Regions from separate parts of the Homo sapiens genome. Here region 2 is linked to region 1. Evidence: chromatin loops called from intact Hi-C (ENCODE). Cell type or tissue: tibial artery. All regions are shown on one strand. Links, peaks and the distances in the headings refer to the core of each region. The heading gives the core; the rest is flanking DNA.

Region 1 (2,904 bases), core at 122-2,621:
TAAAAGTGATATTTTTATCAGTATAAATTTAGATATTTAAATGTATAACATTTAGCTAATCAAGAAAAACAACAACTGCTTGTGATAGATGCAGATGTTTATCGTCGGGGCTGACAAGTGACAGCCAGTGTTTGAGATTGGCCTCAGCACCTAGTTTATTTTTTTATATTGTGTTTCTGCCATACGTTCTCGTTCATACAGCCGAGCCATTACCAATAATGACAGTTAACACCTCACCGCACAGTCCCAAGGTCTGTGCAAATTAATTACTTTGGCAACAAAGCCAGTGGGGCTACAGTAGAATGTGTTAGAATGTGGCACATATTACATTTGAGTAGGTGGGCCTTTTAAAATCAGTTTTTAAATAGTGGAATCTTTATTTTTTGCATTTTTGAATCCGATTTTTAAGGATTTTTTTTTTTTTTTTTTTTTGAGACAGAGTGTCACTTTGCTGCCCAGGCTGGAGTGCAGTGGCGCGATCTCGGCTCACTGCAACCTCCGCCTCCCAGGTTCAAGTGATTCTCCTGCCTCAGCCTCCTATAGCTGGGATTACAGGTGCCGGCCACCACGCCCAGCTAATTTTGTATTTTTAGTAGAGACAGGATTTCACCATGTTGGCCAGGCTGGTCTCAAACTCCTGCTGACCTCAGGTGATCTGCCCATCTTGGCTTCCCAAAGTGCTGGGATTACAGATGTGAGCCACCATGCCCGGTCTTTTTAAGGAATTCTTGAAGGACCTGTAGAACACAATTTGAGAACAATTGAGGAAATCCCACCTCCCTGTTGTACAGATGGGAAGACTGAGGCCAGCAAGGGGGCAGAGCTTACCCCAGGATCTCCCAGGGAGATGGAGGAGATGGTCAGATACACAGCAGGAATCACTGCTCCCTATAATAACAAGTGTGCCCTGTTCCCAAGGCCAGGAGTAGAAAAGACATCAGAGCCAGACACACCCAAAATCAGCCAAGCCCTTGTCTGTGCTGTGTCTGTTGTCTGTCTGTGCAGGAGTGAGCCAGCAATATTAACCTTCCCTTCTCCACCCACAGCGATGCCCTCCTAGCTAGCCGTCACGGGATGGAGGGCTTCATGGACTCAGGGACACAGACGGACGCCGTGGTGGTGCTGTCCTTGGCTCAGGCCGCCGTGCTTGGCCTGGTCTCCGAAAATGAGCTCTTTGGAGCTACCATAAGCGCCGAGGCCTTCTACCCGGACCTGGGGCCCGAGCTTTCAGGGGCAGCCATGGGAGAGCCCGAGCCACCAGGCCCCGACGTCTACCAGCTGGCCTGCAACGGGAGGGCCTTGGAGGAGCCGGCGGAGGAGGAGGTGCTGGAGGTGGAGGCAGCCTGTGAGAAGCACACCCGGCGGAAGACGCGGCCACCTGTGCGGTTGGTGCCCAAGGTCAAGTTCGAGAAGGTGGAGGAGGAGGAACAGGAGGTCTATGAGGTTTCTGTGCCAGGTGACGACAAGGACGCAGGGCCAGCAGAAGCCCCCGCCGAGGCGGCCAGTGGCGGCTGCGACGCCCTGGTGCAGAGCAGCGCCGTCAAGATGATCGACCTCAGCGCCTTCAGCCGCAAGCCCCGGACGCTCCGGCATCTGCCCCGAACCCCGAGGCCGGAGCTGAACGTGGCCCCATATGACCCTCACTTCCCGGCCCCGGCCCGGGATGGCTTCCCCGAGCCCAGCATGGCGCTGCCTGGGCCAGAGGCCTTGCCCACAGAGTGTGGGTTCGAGCCACCCCACCTGGCCCCCCTGAGTGACCCCGAGGCCCCCAGCATGGAGTCCCCGGAGCCTGTCAAGCCGGAACAGGGCTTCGTGTGGCAGGAGGCCAGTGAGTTCGAGGCTGACACGGCGGGTTCGACCGTGGAACGCCACAAGAAGGCCCAGCTGGATCGGCTGGACATCAACGTGCAGATTGACGACTCCTATCTGGTGGAGGCGGGCGACCGCCAGAAGCGCTGGCAGTGCCGCATGTGCGAGAAGTCCTACACGTCCAAGTACAACCTGGTGACGCACATCCTGGGCCACAACGGCATCAAGCCACACTCGTGCCCACACTGCAGCAAGCTCTTCAAGCAGCCCAGCCACCTGCAGACGCACCTGCTGACGCACCAGGGCACCCGGCCCCACAAGTGCCAGGTATGCCACAAGGCCTTCACGCAGACCAGCCACCTCAAGCGCCACATGCTGCTGCACTCGGAGGTCAAGCCCTACAGCTGCCACTTCTGCGGCCGCGGCTTCGCCTACCCCAGCGAGCTCAAGGCCCACGAAGTGAAGCATGAGAGTGGCCGCTGCCATGTCTGCGTCGAGTGCGGCCTGGACTTCTCCACCCTGACCCAGCTCAAGCGCCACCTGGCCTCCCACCAGGGCCCCACCCTCTACCAGTGCCTCGAGTGTGACAAGTCCTTCCACTACCGCAGCCAGTTGCAGAACCACATGCTCAAGCACCAGAACGTGCGACCCTTCGTGTGCACTGAATGCGGCATGGAGTTCAGCCAGATTCACCACCTCAAGCAGCACTCCCTCACCCACAAGGTAAGGCCGTTCCCAGGGCCTGGGCATCTGCCTGCCCCTCCTGCCACTTTTTCATCCAGTACTTTCCAAAGTCCCAGATGGGACCATTTAGGTGGTCTCCTAGTTTTATCGTTACGTACTTATTTTGATGAGTATTAGAAATCAATTAGTATTAGAAACTAATTGAAATTAGTTTTTTAAGTAGTAAAGCTTTATGCATTCAAAAACATGTATTTGGCCAGGCACAATGGCTCATGCCTGTAATCCCAGCGCTTTGGGAGGCCAAGGCAGGCAGATTGCTTGAGTCCTGGGGTTTGAGACCAGCCTGGGCAAAATAATGAGACCCCATCGCTACAAAAAAATTTAAACATGGCTAGGCGTGATGGCTCATGC
Region 2 (2,904 bases), core at 317-2,816, 160 kb before region 1:
GGCCGCCACACTGCAGGAGGGCCCTGAGGGAGAGAGGGAGGGCAGAGGATACCTACTGTAGGACGACATGAGGAAGCCCGTGTTCACCTTCCTGGTGGCGCTGAAGTTGGGCTCGATTTCATTTCCCTTGGCGTCGAATTTACGGCGATGGATGTGACTGGGCCGGATATACAGCACGTAGTAGCGCTCCTGGGGCCAGGCAGACAGAGAGTGAGGGGGCGGCTTCATCCCACAACACACACACTCTGGGCTCCGGCTGCAGCCCCGCCAACCTCACATCTACCCTAGAAGCCCACCTCAGCTCCAAAAGATGTTCAAGCTAGGCAGATGCTCCCTCTGCCCCCAAATACTTATGCATTCATGGGTTCACAAGAGCACCTGCCGCATATAATGAGCCCTGCTAGAAGTTCCTAACAGGGCAAGCCCAGGGCTTCCACACAGCCAAAGACAAAAAGTATATATAGAAAACCATAACTTGGGCTGGGCACAGTGGCTCACGTCTGTAATCCCAGCACTTTGGGAGGCAGTGGCGAGTGGATCACGAGGTCAGGAGTTCGAGACCAGCCTGGCCAGCATGGTGAAACCCTGTCTCCATCAAAAATATAAAAAATTAGCCAGGTGTGGTGGCATGTGCCTGTAATCCCAGCTATTCAGGAGGCTAAGGCAGGAGAATCGCTTGAGCCCAGGAGGCGGAGGTTGCTGTAAGCCGAGATCCTGCCACTGTACTCCAGCCGGGGAGACAGAATGAGACTTCATCTCAAAAAACAAAAACAAAACAAAACAAAACCATAACCCAAGCCCGAGGACCGCAAATACCATGAAGCAGGAATGGGCGCTGCCAAGGTGCAATGGAAAGGGCACTGAAAAGGAGCCCTGGGTGAGGGCAGCCACTCTGCCCCTTCCAACAGCCTGGGACAAACCACTCAGTTTCCCCATCACATGGGGATAACGTGATGTCTGTGTTTAAGAATATTATGAGGGTTCAATGAGATAACAGAGGGGCAAGCACAGTGCCAAGCGTGAACTGTGCTATAAGTGCTGTTTGCCAGTTGTTCAAGGCAGGTGGGTGAAATGCTCCCAGGGCCTGAAGAATAGGAGGCCACATCCTGGTGGAATCAAGAAAGATGAAGTCTTGGAGGGTAGGGAGGTCTGCCAACTGTGGGAATAAGAAGCTGTAGGAATAATATTAAAAGCCTGGGACAGTATAGGAAATAAAAGCCAAGAGGCCCTTGTGCATGTTTGAGCCACGCAGGGCACCTGGAGGCCTTCTGGGAGCCCAGGCTGGGAAAGCAAGTGGGCTTGGTTCAGGACAGGTCTTGAGTTGGCATTCGGAGTTTGGATTTTATTTGATGGACAAGGAATCCTGAAAGGTTTCTGAGCAGCAGTGAGACCCTCAGAGATGTATTTCTGGAAAGACATTTGTCCTATTGGCAGCAGGGCAGGGATGAGTTCTGGGGACAGCCAGAAGGCAGGGGGACAGGTGCAAGGTTTTATCAGGACAGGCTGAGGGCCCATCTCAGGTAAGCAGCCATGGAAAGAGGAAGGGAAGGCAAGGGAGGGGGAGGAATGGGCAAGGGCCCAATGCCAGCAGGGCCTGGCATTGCTTACCTGGGGAGGAGACAGTGAGGGTTCCCAGCCCGGTGGCTGGGAGGGCAACTGCACCATCACCAGGAATGGAACTCAGAGGAGGCAAGTTTTAAGAGGGGCTAGGAGAAGGCCCTGCCTGACGGCAGATGAGGCAAGCAAGCCCCACATCAGCATGGAGACACTGCTGGGCTCTCCTGGGCAGGCTAGCTAGGGGCTCTGATGGGTGTTCCCACCTGCCCACTGTGTGCTAAGGAGGGGAGGGTGCAGCAAAATACCGCCTGACATGAAAATAGTGCTGAGCTGTTCTCATGGGGTACAGGAGGGACATGCAGGCTCCATGTAGCACCAGGCCTCTGGCCCTACTGGAGGGGGCATTTTTAGAGACCAAGCTCAGTTATAGAGATCAAGGAGATAAGGTGGTCAGCACATCTAGGTGGGGCTATTTGAAGGGGGAGTGGAAAGTCGGAACTAGCGCTCCGAAAAAAGACACAGGCTAGTACTGGATGGTAAATGCCAGGTGTACCCACAGACACCTGAGATGGGGTGGTGATACAGGACATGACCCCAGGAGGCTGAGAGGGCAAAGGCAGCCAGGACATCAACATGGGAACTGAAGCCCCAGACACTGTCAGAGTTTACATTCAGGCAAGACTGGGGTTTAGGGCCTGGTCTGCCTTCTCAGCCATGACCCAGGCTCTTCTGGCAAGAACACAGGCCCTCCCACCTGTCTGCTGCTCAACACAGCCTTAAACTATTCTTCCAGCTGGTGGTCCCATTTGGCTATAAATCTCCTGACCTACTTCCCACTTGCTTTCTAAGCCCATCAAGAATCCCAACTCATGGCACTGGAAGGACCCAGCACAAGGAGATGCCACAGTGGATGATGACCGTGAAGTCAGTGCCCTCTAGCTAGCACCGAGGAAGCATCCTCACCTTCCTGCCATGAGTGTCCAAGATGCTGTGCCGAGATACATCGATCAGTTCTCCCTCCAGCAGGACACCATTTCCCCTGGGGATGAAAGGGAAAGAAAGGATAGCCAGTTTTGTCAGTCCTCAGCAAATCTCACCCGTGTCTCCTATTTACCCAGCCCTGAGAAGGCTGGGTACTGAGCAGCTCCTTTCCCCGTGCTTCCGACATAGGGATCTCCAAAGGGTCCCAAAGGCTGGGGCATTGCCCAGATGCCAGGAGGAACCTTGTCAGGCTGCCCTAAGATCAAGCTATGGCCCCCTCCTACAAGGCCACTGGGAGTTACTGGAACCAGAGCCTCAGTCTTATCTACAAAATGGGGAGGAAAACAGCTGCCTCACTCTGCTCCT

Evidence for each region. Peaks named below come from ENCODE experiments on the same cell type or tissue, not always from the same donor. Only the 100,000 strongest peaks of a DNase experiment are listed, where the experiment ranks them.
Region 2: it touches region 1 in a loop (4-fold over the local background); 56 of 110 quality-filtered maps call a loop at or near these places.

The regions. Positions count from the first base shown.
Region 1 is chr15:90,066,064-90,068,967 of GRCh38, forward strand. ZNF710 (zinc finger protein 710) reads left to right here. Exons shown (of 5, transcript NM_198526.4): 2 at 1,047-2,532. The coding sequence starts at 1,075. Among named protein-coding and RNA genes, the nearest start is that of ZNF710-AS1, 15 kb to the right of the region's middle. In tibial artery, for the core only: no CTCF peak of the experiment used is centred there; no DNase peak of the experiment used is centred there.
Region 2 is chr15:89,908,224-89,911,127 of GRCh38, forward strand. It overlaps ARPIN-AP3S2 (ARPIN-AP3S2 readthrough), which reads right to left. Exons shown (of 10, transcript NM_001199058.2): 2 at 2,521-2,596; 3 at 57-189. ARPIN (actin related protein 2/3 complex inhibitor) reads right to left here. Exons shown (of 6, transcript NM_182616.4): 2 at 2,521-2,596; 3 at 57-189. Among named protein-coding and RNA genes, the nearest start is that of ARPIN, 3.3 kb to the right of the region's middle. RefSeq lists a silencer at 890-1,074. In tibial artery, for the core only: no CTCF peak of the experiment used is centred there; a DNase peak (open chromatin) is centred at 1,758.